Regions from separate parts of the Mus musculus genome. Here all the other regions are linked to region 3. The links are chromatin loops, found by intact Hi-C in ENCODE. Cell type or tissue: heart. All regions are shown on one strand. Links, peaks and the distances in the headings refer to the core of each region. The heading gives the core; the rest is flanking DNA.

The links. Peaks named below come from ENCODE experiments on the same cell type or tissue, not always from the same donor. Only the 100,000 strongest peaks of a DNase experiment are listed, where the experiment ranks them.
Region 1: a loop joins it to region 3, with 2.1 times the contacts of the local background. A loop is called at or near these places in 7 of 42 quality-filtered maps.
Region 2: a loop joins it to region 3, with 2.6 times the contacts of the local background. A loop is called at or near these places in 5 of 42 quality-filtered maps.
Region 4: it touches region 3 in a loop (2.2-fold over the local background); 7 of 42 quality-filtered maps call a loop at or near these places.

The regions. Positions count from the first base shown.
Region 1 is chr14:64,199,456-64,203,942 of GRCm38, reverse strand. All of the region lies in intron 5 of Msra (methionine sulfoxide reductase A), which reads left to right. Gm52129 (a long non-coding RNA gene) reads right to left here. Exons shown (of 3, transcript XR_003951176.1): 1 at 3,548-4,487; 2 at 2,789-2,925; 3 at 1-787. Among named protein-coding and RNA genes, the nearest start is that of Gm52129, 2.3 kb to the right of the region's middle. In heart, for the core only: no CTCF peak of the experiment used is centred there; DNase peaks (open chromatin) are centred at 692, 1,932 and 3,992; H3K4me3 peaks cover 693 bases; H3K27ac peaks cover 2,366 bases.
Region 2 is chr14:64,451,803-64,456,289 of GRCm38, reverse strand. It overlaps a transcript of Msra not described here. Among named protein-coding and RNA genes, the nearest start is that of Msra, 13 kb to the right of the region's middle. In heart, for the core only: a CTCF peak has its summit at 2,293 (motif pointing right); no DNase peak of the experiment used is centred there.
Region 3 is chr14:64,306,872-64,311,358 of GRCm38, reverse strand. The region is part of intron 2 of Msra (methionine sulfoxide reductase A); the gene reads left to right. Gm52131 (a long non-coding RNA gene) reads left to right here. Exons shown (of 2, transcript XR_003951179.1): 1 at 1-2,957; 2 at 3,437-4,487. Among named protein-coding and RNA genes, the nearest start is that of Gm52131, 4.6 kb to the left of the region's middle. In heart, for the core only: CTCF peaks have their summits at 1,854 (motif pointing left) and 3,965; a DNase peak (open chromatin) is centred at 1,288; H3K27ac peaks cover 1,286 bases.
Region 4 is chr14:64,438,667-64,443,153 of GRCm38, reverse strand. It overlaps Msra (methionine sulfoxide reductase A), which reads left to right and starts at 2,114. Exons shown (of 6, transcript NM_001253712.1): 1 at 2,114-2,444. The coding sequence starts at 2,309. In heart, for the core only: a CTCF peak has its summit at 2,159; a DNase peak (open chromatin) is centred at 2,483; H3K4me3 peaks cover 1,854 bases; H3K27ac peaks cover 2,623 bases.

The DNA of each region.
Region 1 (4,487 bases), core at 230-4,229, 110 kb after region 3:
TACTGTAGTTGTTTTGAGCAGAGCTGTCTGAAAGAAGTTCTTGGGAAGGTTGTAACCGACCAGTCCCTGTACAGTCCCTAGTGCTCACCAGTCACACAAACCCTACCCTGAAGGGAATTTCCTAGGACCTATACTGACATTTTCTGTCCTAAGCCATCCTTTCAGGGTCTCCTATTCATCTTTGTGTCCACAGTGCCTGCAACTGTGCTTGGCTCCTAGCACATGCCCTGCGAATATTTGTTGACCTAAATTAAAGAGATGGGGAGATGAACAAGTCCGTCATATTGTCTTTTATTATGGGCTGAATATTTCTGGGATTTCTCCATTGAACCTCCTCTGCTAAAGCCTTCTCCTCCCCTAGTGTGATGGTTTTTGATCTGGGTAATTTGGGTTAGATGAGGTCATACTGATAGAGCTCCCACGGAGGGATTTTCGTCCTTAGAAGAAAAGGCAGTAGGCACCAGGGGGCTACTTTCTGTTTTTACTCCTGTGTTCAGGGAAGATGTGTAAACACAACCTAAACATCTACGAGGCAGGAGAAGGGGCCTTGCAATACAACCTGCCTTGCTATACTTTGCCCTTTACCAAAGTCCACAGTCCTGCTGTGTGCCTCCAGTCTGAGGTATTTTTCCAGAGCAGACTGAGACAGCTGTGTTGTGTGTGCTCAGCTCCGAGGAGGGAAGGGAAGAATCATAGCCTTGGATGAGAAGAGCCAGCTGGGGCCCTGGCTCTGGCTTCACCTACGTGACCTTGGATTCGTCTCTGCAGCTCCAGTTCCTCCTGTGAACTGGAGAGAAGACACACACTGAGAGTCTTCATAAATCTCAAGGGTTCTTAACATTTTTCCCTCCCATTATGCCGAATGACCTTCACACCACACAAGGGCATAGGGCAAGATCTGTTCTCCTACCTCTGTTGCTAGGAAACTGAAGCCCAGAGGGGTACATTTTCATTCCCAGAACAACCTCAATAGAAAATGTAGAGGGTTATGGTCAGTTGACTCAGAATTCCACGTGTGTTTCAGCCATGTTGCGTGGATAATAGCTGTGTAATCTATCAGGTTATGAATATTGGGATGTGATGGGGTGACTCCGGAGACTAGGCTGCTAGCAGTGGCCTTGTCACCTTTTCCACAGGCCCCAAATTCCAAACAACTTAAAAGAAAGGACTGCGTAATCTTCCCTTTGTCACGAAAATGGCAGAATCATCCCGGATTCTTTGTTCCCAGGGAAGAAGTAGGTTCCGTGTTATTATATTCTCTCTGCTGCTATGTTTAAAACCTGTAAGTACGCCAACGGATTCCTATGGAACGCTACAGCAACCATTAGGAGACTGTGGGTGTCAGTAGCTGTTTTATGGCTTGGAGATTAGACAGCTCTTCATCTTTTTACCTTTTTTTTTTTTAACGTGTGCTATTGTTTACAGCACAAAGTTATGATTTAAAATGCCCATGGAAGTTCCTGAATAATTCATGCATTTACCTTAGGCTGAGAGAACCATCCCTCTCTGTGCTCTATACTAGATATGGAATTCTTGTTAGACCCCCTCTTGGAGCTCGGAGGTTGTAATTATGGATAGTATTATGAACTCTAAATAGGAACTTGTGAAATAAATATTTTTAAAATGCCCGTTTCTGCGAGCCAGGCATCTGCATTTCTGTGTTTGCAGCCAGACAGAGGGCTAGCTCTTTAGCCTAATGGCTCACTTGCATCTTGATTATTTTCATTTCCACTTATTACTGCATGTTAGACTCCCTGTGTATGAGTACAGATTGCCCTTTCTTGCACTGTATTTAGAAATCTCTGCATTACCCCTGGGCATTTGTTCATTAATAGGGGGTGGGGAGAGGAAAGGCTTGTAATAATGGGCTTTACGCATTAAACCGGGCACATCCACATTCAGGCCCGGAGGAAAAATATCTGGTTTGTGTTACTGCCCCCTGGTGGTTGTTGACTTTCACTGCAGTGTCAAGGAAGCTAGTCTTCTGTGGGGGACTTTGGCTTGCAGGGGCAGCTTCCCAGAGCTGCACAGAACTGGGCACTGTCAGGCAATCATTCACACTTGATCATTGCTTTTCATTCAGGTGAACCACAAATGCCTGAGGATCTCAGGTGCAGGCCAGATTGTTGTTAAAATACAGCAATCTTTCTGGGCTGGGAGATGGGTCATTTTGTGTATAGACACAAAAACCCCCCTAGTAACATAGGGTGATGCTTAAATGAATGAATACAGTTTGTGGGGCCACCCCCACTCATCTTTCAAGAACATGGAAAAGTCCCAGTAGCACCCATTGTAATCCATGAGAAGATTTTTGGCTACATCCAGATGAACGATTCTTTTTCTTTTAATTGCTATGTGTTTACGTGTGTTAGGTAAGCTGCAGGGACTGTTTGAAACCCATGATCTCTGAACCTTGCCGTTTAAGTGAAGATCAGAAAATGACAGATACGCTTGCAGCTGCGTTCTGTGCTGGGCTGCGTCTTCTGTCGGTCTGTAGGCAGAAACACAGGGCAGCATGGCTGTGTCCTTGGTGAATGACCTTGGACTGTAAACCACTCTAAGCATGGGTTTCCTGATTTAAAAAAAAAAAAAAAAAAGACATAAAAACAGTGACTGCCTCTTAGGGAGTTCTGTGATCCATCCGGTGTGCTGTGTATATAACATGTCTGTCACAGCACAGGTGCTCTGTCAATTCCAGATTCTTCCTACTTGTCTCTTCACACCCCAGGACACCTCTCTCAGAGCCTGCCTCTCCACATTCCCATAATGCTTTGCTTGCAACACTCACTTCATCAGACCCATTATAAGAGTTTCTGTGCTGTTTCTGCCTCTTGGTGATGAATGAGATCTTCTTGGCTTTGCTCACCTCCCCCTCTTCCCTGTGGCATTCCTTGGCACAAAGCAGCCGCTCTGAGCACGCCGGTCCTGTGAATTAAACCCCAGTGCAACATAACTATATGTAGCATTTCCCCATCCTCCCACACATGCAATGACTGTCATGCATCTGATTAAGATAGCACCTATACCTTCACCCCCTTGTCTCCAAGTTCCCATGGTCTGAGGTTGGAGTCTCAGAGAGGAAAATAGGCCACTGATGCCTGGCATTTTCCTAGTATTCACATAATATCTTATCTTACCAATGAATATGGATTTGTCATATTAATGTATATATATATATATATATATATATATATATATATATATATATATATCAGTTCTGTATAGGAGAAATGGAAAGCAGTGGAAATTTTTTAATACAGCAGTCGGACCAGGATAGATCTATTCCAGGGACAAAGAGCCTTTGCGTTCAGACAGGTAGATTTATAAGCCTTGCCCCAGTTTAGTCTGTATAAAATGGCCTTTGGCGTGATATGATCAGAGACCCCATGGGGAGGAGGAAGGGGACATAGGGACTCTTTCATTTCAGCGGCAAGCGTATGGAGCCTGGAGCTGGGTTTGTCGTTGCCCACAGAACCCAGTGTGTTTGCCTTTCAATTTCCCCTTGATTGGTCTCTGCTCTGCATGATTCTAGGTTCCTTGGACTCACCCGAATGGAGCCTCCCGGCCAGTCCCTTAAAGACAACAGAGGGCTGCCTGCTCAAGGTTGGGCCACCGAGGCACTGTTCATTTGAGGCTTGGAGAGATAACAGCTTTCATGTCCGCCCAGAAAGCTGCGAGCCTCCAGCACCTCAGGAGCGGAGATGAAAGGCCATTTGTGTTTGTGCATGTACGTTTAGTGCACTTAAAGGACGGGGACAAGAAAGAAAATAGATTCTACTGCTCTGCACTCCCTTCCAAATGTGACTTACTCCCTCTGGTGGGGCCATTTAACTCCAAAGGCGCAGCCCCTCCCCTGGTGCCCCCCCCCCCCCAAGCTCCCCACCCCCAACACAAGCACAGCGGCCCATGTGACATCTGTTCTGGGCACCACAGAGCCATCTTCCCGTTGCCATGGCAGCTGGCGGAGCAAGCCCGCCCACTGGCTGCTAGTGGAGGAGGGAGAAAAGGCCCGCAGTGTCAGGTCCTGCGCCCTGCAGCCCTGCCAGTGAGCAGCTGGGCCGTGAGCACAGTCACCCATGGTGGCCACGAGGACCCCACTTGAGCTGTGTGCACTGCACTGGCGGGTTGGAGCTGAGGTCAAGGTCATTCATTTCTGCCTCAAGTGGGAGGCAGGCCAGTGAAGGACAAAGGTGGTTGTGCTCTGCAGAGTGGGCTGATGTCTGCTCTGGGCTGTAGTACTTTGTAAAACTGGGATTCAAAATCAGAGATGGCCCCTATTGCTCTCAGCACCATGGCTGTGAATTCAGGGGCCTGAATTCAGCTCCCAGATCCTATTGGTGGTGCAGTGCCAGGTTAGAAGAGGGCTGAGTTTTACTGCAGTAAGCTCCTGGCAAAGGGATGGTTTGCAAAGTCATCCCCCACACTCACACACTGGAGCCATCTCCAAATGTACCCAGGCAGTTGGAACCACTGCTGGCTTCAGAGCT
Region 2 (4,487 bases), core at 380-4,379, 140 kb before region 3:
GGGAGACTTTGAATAGGATTTCCTTGTGGTGTGAGAGAGCCAGAAAAAGACAGAGGCATATTTTTCTCACCTCCACATCTGCAGGCTCCTAGTCCCTTCTCATCTGCATCCCTAACTGGCTGGGTCCAGGGCTCAGTGCTCTAGTCAAGGGTGAAGATGAGAAGTGGCAGCCGGCTCAGGGTGAGGATGACAATCGCTCTGATTGGCCACGGGATGCTCATGCAGTCAGACATACACAGTGCAAATTCTTATTTTTAGAACTCTCCATAGCATCCTTGTGACTCGGGATCTGCACCCTCCCTGAGCCTCCCACGCGCCCTGATCCACAGTCATTTCTAGGCGCCGTAAAAGATGCTCAGCTTTTCACTTGTCCACTGGGTTATCTGAACGCCCTGGTCATACAGGAGGGTGTGGGTCTCTTCCTCTGACTTGTGCTGCACACATCTCAGCGTGAACATTGCAGGGGCTGGGTTACCGATGAGCTCTCCCCTCTCCCATAACTTTGATTTTGATCCATTCCAAGTCGAGATCTTCTGCCTTGACCTCCTGCAGTGTCTGAGACCTGCACAGCCTACCCCCTGTGGTGCACTAGTGCTGCCCCATGGGGCACTGATGTGACCGCTCCCAGCACTATGCTCATTAATTCTGTGGCTCTTCATGCTTGTCTACCCCAGTCTGTTGTCTCTCAGAGCAAAATGCCCGGAGGAGCCAGAAGCATCCCCACCCTTGGTCTATAGACCATATATCTGGGAATTATCTTAAATTTTTCTATATTCTCTTTCTGGAACAGGACTCAGCATATAGGCAAGAGCACTTCCACTAAGCTACAACCCTAGGGTTATGCCAAATCCTTTATGTCCTAGTTACAAAGACCTGCTCTTCTGCTCAATGATGTCTGCAGCTCTGTCGCTGCTTCTTCACTTGGAATCCCTCATAAAGTCTGGTCTGGAGCATGGTACCCTAGCAGGCTTTCTACGTCTTTTTCTGCATCCTTTCAATGCAGTATCTGCTTCTAACAATTATGACATTATACTATGGTCCTAATTTAAAGTTGCTTAGTGGCTCCATTTCTAGTGGGACATCCTTGAGCATGTCAGCCACCCACAGTCCCTGGAGTCACAAAGCCCTTGACTATTTGTTGTTGTTGTTGTTTGTAACCTCACTACAGGGCCCAGGCTGGCCTCAAACTGCTGATCCTCCTGCCTCTGCTTCCCAGGTGCTGGGATTACAGGCATGTGCCACCCCTCTGGCTCCTGTCTAACTTTGCAGCCAGCCATGGCTTTATTGCATTCTTCCTGCCTGATGTGGTTCCTGAAGCTACTAAGTGGATTTTGCTTTGTTATACTTTATCCTTATGTTTGCCTGTGTGATATTAACTAAGTCTCTCCTGTTCTAGGCTGTGGAAGTCTATCTGCTGTTCTGAAATGGCCTCAGGCTTCAAGCCTTTCAGAGCCTCCTTGGCCTTCCCAAGGCTGGAATGACTTCTCTCTCTGGGAGACAACACTCCATTCTGTAGGGGTGACGTCTGTAGGTAAGACTCCATTCTGTGTCCCCTGTCTTGTCCTCTGGCCTCTGAACATTTGGCTAAGTTAGATCTGCCCCTGCGAGCTTGTTTATTGACACAAGAGTCCTTGGTCTCCCAGACATGACTCAGTTCAGGGGCATCATCGTGACCTTGAGGGTTAAGCGTTACACAGAGATGTAAATATTTTTGGCTTTGTGGAAGGTCAGGAAGGTGGGATGTCAGTGTGTACAACACACTTGCAGTTCGGTTGTCTTACGAGCTGATTCTAAAAGAGAAAGTCTATTCTGGTGTATGCTGCATGTTCCTCGGAGGAGACAGCCATAGGTGTCGAGTGTGGGGTGAAAGAGATGCAGCTGGCAGATTTCCCATCTCGACCAAGGCACATACATACAGTCTCACCATCACCGAGCATAGCTGCTTTTGTCGTCATTTGGACTGTGCTTCCTGAGTACACAGGTCTCCTCATGCTAGTGTTTTATAACCCCGACACGGAGGCACACTCCTGGAACACTCGGTACGGTTTGCCTCAGTTCATGAATAGAATACACTCACAGGCTTTCACTCATCCCATTACCAATGGTCTTTGCTATGTTGTTCTTATTTAAAGTGTCCCTGAGATTAGAACCACTAAGATTTCTCTTGGAATTTTAATACCTATGCATTCCTTGGGTACCAGTTCATCAAAACAAACCCTGTAAGAGATGGCCCTGTAAAGGCAGAACCCGCATTGGGCATGTCTGCTGAATAGATGATGTAGTTACAGGTGGGAGCCACCAGATGGCTTAAGGAAGTGAATTTATCTCCAACCGAGACAGCTTAGAAATCTGGGACTTTAAAAAGCAGCGACTGGAGAACAATCGAAAGGTTCTCTTTAACGAACCTCTAATAACCAACAGCAACTCCTCATTATCACCTGACGTCGGCGATGGGTTTAGACAGATTTTTTTTTTTTTTTTTACTGAAAACACTTTTTTTTTTTTTTTGGTTAACCTTCTAACGTCTCCATGCTTTAAGAATTACAGAATAATCACTGAAACTCAATTTAATTCCACAAATATTTGTTGAGCGCTTAAGTCTCAATTAAGCTTTCTGAGCGGCTTGTGGAAACATAATGCTACCCGAAACTCAGCTTGCTAGACATGGAGAAATGTATGGAAGACGCAAGGCAGAGATGGATTTTTCTCTCTTTGTGCTCCTGAAGGAAGATCACCGTTTGAAGAAGTGCTGGTGGAAAGACAATTGTGGTCTAGAAAATTCCTGCAGATAATTTATAGGTGACATAAGTAAGATTAAACTGAACACTGTAAGTAACCACAATATTTATCAACTAAGCTGTGCTTTATCTTGCATATACCAAAACCAGAGTTGAAGTTATTTGGTTAAGAAGTCACTGTGGTCATTTGAAAATAAGCCTAAATGCACTGTCATCTGGAAAGAGACAAACCATTGGTAGATGGCGTTCAAATGGTTGTTTTCTTCTTTACCTTGAATATTTGGTGTCATGTAAAGTGTTTGAGATATGCCCATTTAAGGAAAACTTATTTGGCTATGTAAGGACTTACACATAAGCCTGGTTAACAGTAATTCCGTCCCTGTGGGCACGCTGAGAGGCCGGGAGCGGATGCTGGATATCTGTTTTATCACTGTCTGCCATATTCCTTTGAGAGAAGATTTCTCACCGAGCCAGTAGGCACAAGCCGAATTGCTCCCCTGTCTCCACCCACTACAGTGCTGGGGCTATAGCTGTATGTGAAGGCCATGCCCATCTCCTTAGGTAGAAGCTGAGGATTTGAACTCAGGTTGTCATGTTTGCATAACAAACACTGTTTAAGTGGAATTATGCATATTAAGGTAGTCCTTTACAACTCTTCAATATCAGATCTTTTAAAAACTTGAAGCAAGCCTGGCGGGATAGCATACTCCAACAATCTTAGCACTCAAGAGGCGAAGGTCAGAGGGTCAAGAGTTCCAGGCCAGCCTGGGCTACCTGCAAAGATCCTAACTGAGGGAAGCAAAGAAAAACAAGTTGAATCAGGTAGAAGGAAAATCAGAAAAGGGTCTTTCATAAAGCTGAGAGCATAACATGTCCTGTAATTATTGCTATATCAGCTTAGAAATATGTGTTTGCTAATGAGAACTGAGCATAACAAACTCCCTGAAACAGAGCACCGGATCCCCTTTGAAACGTAAACTAAAATTGGACAATTAACTACTTAAAGCATTGATTTCATCTGAAGTGATAAGAATTTTTGATAAACCTGAAGTGGAAATTTGATCTTTCCCTTCCAGCTTCGAGGAAACTAACACGATGAAGATTAGCAAGGTCGGATGGCCTGTGGGGCTGCAAGAAAACCAGACGCTGCTTGAAGTAGGTTGCTCACTTGTCCTTTTTACTAAGATGCCGCGGCTCATCTTTGCACTGACTTATTTTGTTAAATAAGCATTTATGTATTTACTCTGGGAGATTTTAAAATTGAAAAACGTGATGGGAAAATGCAAAGCAGCCAGTCATGGTAGTTCGCGTCTTTCCTTCCAGTGTTCAAGAGTGAGAGGCAGGTAGCTTAAGTATGAGGGCAGCCTGGTCTAGAGAGTGCGTTCCAGGCCAGCCAGGGTTACAGTGCGAGACTGTGTTTTAGTCAGGATTACTAGTGGATGAAACACCATGACCAAAGCAAGCTGGCGAGGAAACGGTTTGTTTGACTTATACTTCTGCATTAAAGGAAGTCGGGACAGGAACTCAAACAGGGCAGGAACCTGGAGGCAGGAGCTGATGCAGAGGCCATGGGGTACTGCTTACTGGCTTGCTCCTCATGGCTTGCTCAGCCTGCTTTCTTAAAGAACCCAGGACCACTCTTAGCCCCGGATTATTATCACCCATAATGAGTTGGGCCTCCCCACCTGGGTCACTTACTAATTAAGAAAATGTTCTAGCAAGCGGTTGTGGCATAGGCCTTTAATCCCA
Region 3 (4,487 bases), core at 251-4,250:
TGCAGAATTCAAGTTCACAATATCTAAAGGGCAAAATTATACAGAACCCAAAATAGCATATGCCTGACATCTAAAAATTCTGTCTTTAGAAGTGCAGCTTGGCTCTCTCTGCTGCTTAAATGAAGTTCCCAATTTGGCTAAGTGTATGCAGTCATTGCACAATGGGGGTTCCAGAGCTTTCTGCTCCTTTCCTGTCACTTGTCCACCTGTCTATGGGAGAGGAGAGAACGGTTGGCGTGGGGAGGGCTCCTGTCATCTGGGTCACCTATAGCTACACGGAAAAGGCCAGATTGAGACAGCGCTTGACTTTCACCCTGCCAGCATTCAAGGGGCTGGTGGGCTAGCTAGGCAGTTGGCTCAGAGAGGTCATGTGACTTACTCAGGGTGGCCGGGCCTTTGGAGCAGGGTTTGAGCCAGAGACTACTTGGTTTGGAACTGACATCCTTTTTCTGATGTCACCTTTCTCTGCACTGCTTGAAGGAGCCTCACTAGGGCCCGATAGATTTAAAAAATGCCTTTCAGCCGGATCCACATACAAAAGCATGATTTCCAGCCAAGCCAATTTAGTAAATTGATTTGTAAACTCCTGTGTGTTCCCAGAGTGCTCTGAAGGACCCTTGAGATGCAGCTTTTGCTGGGAAAATGCAAAGACTCCTCCAGCTCTCCCCTACCCCCCTTCGATTTTAGTAGCAAATAATGCAGACAGCACTGGCTACATCTGCCTGCCTGTCAGTTACCCAGAGCAACAGTGGTACTTTTTACCTGTCCAAACTCCTCCTTCAGCCTTGGAGGTCTCAATACATTATGCCAAAACAGTGTCACCAACTGTAACTTCATCAAGTGACTGAAGAGTCCAATGTGCTGAGCGGAATGCCTGCATGGCAGCTTTATGGTTTGATCCAGTCTGCTGGTGACTGCGGAGCTGCAGTTAGCATTTAGATCGGCTTTGAGGGATCGAGGCCACACCGGTGTGAGAAAATACAGAGGTGTGTTGTGCCCAGCAATCAGAGACGGCTCCTTAAACGAAGTCCCTGGCATTCAGTCTCAGCAAGTTATTTTAAACTCAAGCTATTTTTTATTCTGCTTTTTGTTGTCTGTCAGTAACTATCTTTTCCCCAGGTCTTCTCCCGCTCCCTTCGTGGACTGGGCTGATGTTATGGGGAGGCCACAGCCTCAGGTCCCTGTTGCCCCTCAGGCTTGCTGCTAATGCTCACTCACAGGTTAGAGGCAGCTGACACTCTGCAAAAGTGAAAGCGAACATTTCGCAGTTACGCAATGCCTTTGTCTGTGCTGTCTGAGAGCGCCCTGTGGCCACCCTCCCTCTAATCTGCACAGTGTCCTGTGAAGTGGGCAGAGAAACAGAAGCATCTGGAGATGAAAGACTCAGCCAAGCTCCGAGCCTACTTTCTCCCTTCTGAGAACAACTTTGGCCAGATCTCCATGCCTGTCTCAGGAAGGTTTTTCTCCGCTCCCAATATCTTAATGAAAGTGACAGCTGGTGGCTGTGGGCCACTCTGTTCAGCAGAGCATTAGGCTATAGCCCCCAGGTCAGGGGAGTGTTGTCAGCTCAGAACAGCTACTCCTACTCTGGAAAATTCTCCACAGGCAAGAGGATCTATCAGAGGAAAAAAAAAAAAAGCTTACTAATGGAGAAGGCTGTGTGGTAAAGGAAGGACAAGAGATGCTGGTCATAACTAGAGTTGAAAGAGGAGTTATTTGACACTTTAGGGCTAGAGAGATGACTAGTGTTAAGAGCACAGTCCTCTTGCAGAGACCTGAGTTTGGTTCCCAGCACTCACGTTGGGTAGTTCACAAGCACTTGTAATTGCAGCCCAGGGAGATCTGATGCCCCCTGCTGGCTTCCTCATGTGCCTGCACTCATGCACACAGAGACTCACAAACAGGCACATATCCATACCCAGAATTTTTTTAAAGAACCTTTAAGATTTTAAAGTACAGTCTTTGAGCATCTATTTGCCACCCAAACCGTTACTTCCAAATCTGAAAGCTTGTCCTTGACAACAATGTCTAACTGCACATTGGTGTACACATGTAATGGCATGTAATATAGGGGCGTGAGATAGGAGGGTCACAAGTCCTATGCCAACCTGGGCTGTATAGTGAGAGAATGAGACTCTCATCTCAATTAAACTTTCCTTTTAAAGAAAAGGACTAGAACTTTAATGTTGATTGTTAGAAAGGGACAGCAGCTGCTGTCCCCTATTGTCTCTTAGGTTTCTAATGGCCTCATGGTAGATTTTTTGAGACAACCAGCTTCTGAGAGACCTATGATCTGTGTCAGGTTGTCTTGGGGGCCCTTCAACAAGGAGAACACATGCCAGTGTATCCTAAGACATCAGGGGACACGCTGATACCCTTGCCACCTGCTGACCTTGCCACCAGGGCCAGACCTCTGCAGGCCTTTCCCAAAGTAATATACAGAAAAACTGGTCACAGACGCATGGGGACCAGCAGCTGTCAGAGGCCTGATAATGTGCTCCACTCCTGGGGACACCTTTGTCACTTTGGAAGAATGAGTTCAGTGTCTCTATGAGGAACCCATCACGAGAACAGCACTCCCCTCCCCACCTGGAATTGTGACTTTTTTTTTCTTTAAACAGTCCTGGTTATTTGTTGGCCAGCTGAGAAAACAGACTTAGAAACAGCAGGCAATATGTCAGGCTTCAAAGGAAAATGTATTGGTGTCTCGCTGGCTTGCAGCCAACATTATGTTGGTAAATAATCAAATCCCGGTGCGGCGGGTTTCTCCCTGAACCTTGACTGAAAACTATTGAAGCTGGGTCTGGGAGGAGAAGAGTGGCAGCCACGCATTCCAGGGGAAAGGCTGAGGAGAATGACTGGGAATGCTTGTAATTAAGCAGGCCTTCTATGCCCACAAGACTGATGGGACAGCAAGCTAAGAACTGGAGCGAGCTTCCAAGATGAGGAAGCACTGGGTAATTAGATAGCACCTCTCCCTAGCTCAGTGGTCCTCACCCTTCCTAATGCTGTGACCCTTTAATACAGTTCCTCATGGTGTGGTGACCTCCAACCATAACACTATTTCATTGCTATTTCATAACTATAGTTTTGCTGTTATAAGCTGTAACGTGAATATTTGATTTGTAGGATATCTGATACATAACCCCTGTGGAAGAGTCATTTGACTCTTTCCCCTTAAGGGGATCATGACCCATAGGTTAAGAACTACTGCCCCAAGTCCTTTGAAGCACCTTCCAGGGCAGTCTTTAGTTATTGTAGACTTTTGTTTTTTGTTTTTGTTGTTTTCTTAAGACAGGATCTCATATATCCCAGATTGGCTTTGAAGTCACTAAGTGGCTAGGAGTCAAGGATGACCTTGAACTCATGATCCCCCTACCTCCAGCTTCTTAGTGCTAGGCTTCTAGGCATGCACCTCTGCGTTCCCGTTATGCAGGACTGAAGATGGAGCCCAGGGCTTCCTGCTTGCTAGGCAGAAACTCTTCCACCCACATCCCTAGCTTTGGAGATATAGTTTAAGGTAAGTTTGTTTTTTGCATCTTTTTCTCTTGTTGCTGATCTTGACTTCCATTTTATTCCTAGATGCAGACAGGCCTGATGACAGAGGGATGGGGCGTGCAGGCCTCTGAACATGGGCCTGTGGTGTGACTGAGGAAGGGTAGCCATGTTGTTTTGAGAGACCTAGGGTGCTGCTAGATGAGGTTCCTGCCCCTTTTATATACAGTGTATTGGATGAAGAGGGGGGACAAGGACAGCATGGAGCTTGTCTGTAGTGGAAAGAAGAGACATGATTCTTGAAAGCATTTCCATCTCTTTCCACTGTAATTCAATGTTGTCATCTATACAGTTCATGTATAAGAACCACACAGTCAAGTTGAAAAAAAAAATCTGTGTAATTTTTAGAATTTTGGGATGGGCTGTCGTTATAGCTACCATAGACCTATGGGCTGTTGGTGCCACATCCTGGTAGGGTGTGGTAAGTGGAGTCCAGGTGGGAATTGTGTATACTTGAAGGGTGCTCCTGGCAGGAATAAGATGTCATTTACCACAGCAACACTTTATTGGTTTAGGCATCACTTTTATACCAACTTTAGTCATTTCGGCGTGTAGAAGACCCAAGGGTACCAGGTGGTGGCACACATTTAATCCCAGCACCAGGCAAACAGAGGCAGGTGGATCTCTGTGAGTTCAAGGCCAGGCTGGTCTATAGAGTAAATTCCAGAACAGCTAAGGCTATACAGAAAAACCATGATTAGACTCCTTCCCCGTCAAAGAATCAAAAAAGTAAGCCCTCTCAATAGAACAGCTAAGGGGAAGACCTGGGTTCTCAGCGGAATTGTGCTACAGAGACCTAGGGTGCTGCTAGGTGAGGTTCCTGCCCCTTTATGTACAGTGTATTGGATGAAGAGGGGGGACAAGGACAGCATGGGACTTGGGTCACATTGCTGTAGAGAGTGCTTCGGGGTCAAAGGGGGCATGAGATCCCC
Region 4 (4,487 bases), core at 377-4,376, 130 kb before region 3:
AACACCTGCTTTTCTGCTGGTTTGTTTGGCTCTCTGCCCTGTGCCAAGACACCTTGGTTAGTTTGCTTGCCAATAAACCCTTCATTCTACCCATGGCATGGTCCAGTTTATGCTGCACCCTTATCTATAGCGAGTGTGCTGCCACGCCCAGAATTTTTGTGTAGGTTCTGGGTCTAGACTGAGGCCCAGAAGAATGAGCATGACTGAGCTCTCTTTTTAGCTCACTCACTATCGAAGAAGAGCCAGGGTCCTGCTTAGTGGAAGACCGTTTTCTTCTAGAGTGACATCCTTAGGAGAAATAATCTACTTTCTTGAACCTGCTGTGTTCTGAGATTCTTTGTTGTTGCCCAAGAGAATGTGAACACCGTATCTTGAAGGATATAAATTGTTAGAACTTGCCAGAAGCCTGAGTGTAATTAGGATGTAATTACAGCACGTGACAGTAAATATGGAGGCTGGCTCAGAAGGAAGTTGTTGGAGTCTAAAGGAAAAGCAATGCTTAGTCCTGAAAATAGCATAATTATTTTCTCTCCTCAAAAAACAAATCTCAGAGGTTTGATATGGTAGCCACAGCTTTAATCCCAGGATTTAGGAGGCAGAGGCAGGTGGGTCTTTGAATTCCATGCCACGGCTACAGAGAGAGACTTTGTAATCAACAAACAAGCCAGGAAACAACTCAGCCAACACAGCTAGTTTGTTAAATAAGGTTAAACTTGTATGAAGGAAACTTTAAAGAAATTGAGATGCTTCTTTCTTTCAAAATGCTTGCATGAGTATAGTACAACCATTAGGATCATTGAAAACATTTAAACAGTGTACACAGAACCCTCAAAATGTTTAAAGTGGGGCCAGAGAGATGGCTCAGCAGGTAAAAGTGCCTGCCACCAAGCTTGGTGTTTTGAGTTGGATTTCTAGGACCACAAGGCAGGAAAGAAACTTTAGTAAGAGACCCACTACTCTGAATAATAAAACTCTAAACAATGCTTTTACTTTATTTTTTTAAACTCATTTCCCCTTGGTAGGTAAGTAGAAATGTGTGTGTGTGTGTGTGTGTATATATATATATATATATATATCTTACATACTAAATATTATGGACTGTGGTTCTGGGATACCTAACATTACACAAGCAGTTTCCCTTAACATTACAAATTCTTCCGTTACACAGTATTTAGTTACGAAGTTTTTCTTGCATGACCCTTGTTCTGTCAACCACAAAACAGAAAAAGCAAGTCACTGTGTGTCAAAGGGCAGTAAATTACAAGTACAATTTTTTTTAACACATTTTTTTTTAGTGACCAGGCCCTCTTCAAGCCTGGACGGGACATCTTGGATCTTGGGATGGTTTCAGGCAAGGCCTCGTAGAAAGAACCTGCTTGGCATAATGTCACAGCAAAAGCAAGCCACAAGTAAACTGTTGAGAACAAGTTGGCCCAGGAGACTTTTACATTATAAGACAAACACCTTAATCTGTTTAACGTTGTGTGTCTGGCAACATTCTATGCAGTACACTAATCCTAGTCCTTATATTACAGTCCCACATGAACACAAAGTGGTAACTAAACCCACGGAGAAGCTTAGCTTCAAAGCTTCAAATCCCTGTGGGCGCTAATCCTCAGTTCCTTCCTTCATGTGAGACTACCCGCCCATTTTGGCAGTGTGTAAATCAAAAATCTCATACAGGACCTCTGAAATCACTCATCTGGTCCTAGCCACCTAAAGATTAAGGCTAGAGATTCAGTTTAGGAATATTCTCTCATAATTTCTGAAGTCCGTCTGGTCCAACTTCACCATTAACTTCATTCACATAAAGCGTTTAACAATGTATTTGTGCCTACATTGTTTACTTTATGGGCTGTGAGATGCGCTGAAGAATGTATTTATACATTTATACACGTACACACACTATATGTTTATATTTCATGTTGAGTACTTGATCCTTTGTGGTGTTGAGAATTGTGCTTTGGTTTCACTTTGGATCGATGTGACTTATCAAGATGGTTCCGATAGAAATAGACAAATTTCCTAGCTGTCCATCTAGCCATCCTCTTATAGGTCTGCCTTTCTTCTAGCTCGCTGCCTTTTTATGCACACACATTGATTTCCCTTTTCTACTTTGTGGTTGAGTGAGTACATCGCACCCGGAACCCTGGCTGCGGAGGTGGAGAAACGGCAGCAACTCTGACCTCCCGCGGTGGCGCCCAGCCAGCATCAATTTTGGCCCGCGCGGCTTCACGTACTCTGGGAACTTTGTCCCTCAGAGACAGCCAGGCCTGGAGGTCTGCCCCGCGAGACGGACACGCCGCCCATGCTCTCCGCCTCTAGAAGGGCTCTCCAGCTCCTCTCTAGCGCCAACCCGGTACGGAGGATGGGCGACTCAGCTTCGAAAGTCATCTCCGCAGAGGAAGCCTTGCCGGGACGCACCGAGCCGATCCCTGTAACAGGTAAGGTGGCACGGCTGCTGAGCATGCGCGTGGAGCCTGCGCACAGCGCCCTCCCGGAAGAAGACGTGCGGGACCGCGGGTGGGTCCCAGGTCGGAGTCTACGCGTGCGCAAAGAAGCAGCGAATCCCCCCCTCCCCCCAGTTCTCCCGCCCCCCAGCCCGGGAAGGGCGGGAGCTCAGCTGGGCAGTCTCCTGCCTGCGTGCTTCTCTTTGTTTGAGTCTCGCTCTGAAAGACTTTAGCGTTGGGATCGACCCAGCCCGTTTGCTGGTCTGCAGCTCCGTATTTGGGGCTAGTGGAGTCTGGTGGGAGCCCAGCCTTAGTCTTCCTTTTCACCTAGGCCTCTAGGAGCGTCTAGCGGTGCCAGTTCATGGAAGCGCTGGAGGCAGACCTAACAACGCTGGGAACTTAGGTTTTGAAGTGTAATTTTCGGCCAGAGCTGGTTGCAAGAACCCTCCCCAGTTTGTAGTTATTTCAAGGGCATGCTGGGTTGTCTCCCCCGTTTGCAGAAACTCCACGTGCTATGGATGAAGCCTCTAAGAGGTGTCTGTGTGTGCTCCCTTAAGCCCCAGGCGCACGTGAGAAGATCAGCTGATTACCTGTGTGACTCAGTTTTCTCCTTGCACCACTTAGGACCTAGGAGTTGAAATCGGATTGTAGTTCTTGTTGACCTTTTACCTTGTCAGCCCTATTGTAATGTTTCTAACCCCCCACTCTTGGGAGTATTCGTTCCTGAAAGGTTCTCACTGTTCCCAGTACAGAATCCAAGTTCATGTGCTTTCCACTTGGAAAGGGACCTGAATATTTTAGAAAGAGTGGGGACAAAGAGAATGACTTATTTGGTAAGTTAGCAAAACCAGAAGAAGGTGGCCAGGTAAACTGTTTTTTTTTTTTTTTTTTTTCAGGCTCCATTTATCTTCAGGCAGAGAGGGTTGAGGAGAGGGGTTTAGGGCAGGAGCTGACAAATTATAGGCCTCTAGGTATCTTTCTAGTTTGGAGTTAGGCGTCATAAACCTGGAGGCCAGCGATCCGTTGACCTGACCCGTAATCACAAGGCTACTGGATACTTCTGTGGACAGTGGAAATATCTTATCTTGATCTCTTCAGACTTGAAAGGGGAGAGGAGAGGCTAGGAGATTTTGCTAAGCCATTAACCTTGTGCTACTCAGTTCAAACAAACATTCCTTGAGTGCAAAGTAGAAATACAGTTGAATACAACATGGAGTTTTTGACGCTGAGTTTCCTTTGAACCATAAATACAGTGAAAGCCACAGACACGTCCCAGGGGTTATCTGCAGCAGAGATGGAGGGAGACTTCTGATAGGTTACACAGCTGCACAGCCTCCAAACTTAATGATTTTTTAAAAGTCAAGTATAAGAGGAGCATGGGTGTCATGTCGCCCAGTCACATGGCAGGCTGGAGGGTCTCTGGTAGGGAGGGATCTAAAGTAACTGAGAGAAGGGAAGCTAGAGGAGTTGCTTAGGGTTGCCTTTGGTTCCAGCAACACTGTGCCTCACTACGTCTTATAAGTTTTGGTGACCATGATGAATATGAAAGTCTTTATATTTCCTAGTTGGGAAGTTGTATCCTTCTCTATTGCAGCCTCTGCTCTCCTCATGTCTCTATATGATCTATTGAGTCTTGTTGTTATCTGTACCCCGTTCTCTCAAGAGCCCTGTGGCCAGTGGAGCCCCCTCTTAGGTGACAAGGCCCATCTGTTTAGTATTGCTTTGCCTAGTCCCAGCCATGCACTGTCATCAGATGCCTTTGGAGCTAAACCCGCCATCTCAGCTTCAGACTTTCCCTCTTTGCATTCTCTAAGATGGCTGTACCCTTTTATCAGCTGCAGCCTGGTGGCAGATTTACATTCTGCAAGAAGGCAAGATTCAAACCTTCAAGGCTTTTAAATTTTTCTTTCCTCTGGGCCACCTCGAATGGATGGAAACATGAGCAGGTTTGGGTGACTGGTTCCTGCTTACATGGTAGCACACAGTGGGCCTGGTAGAAGCACTATGTTCTAGAGTTTCTGATATAACCACTCTTCC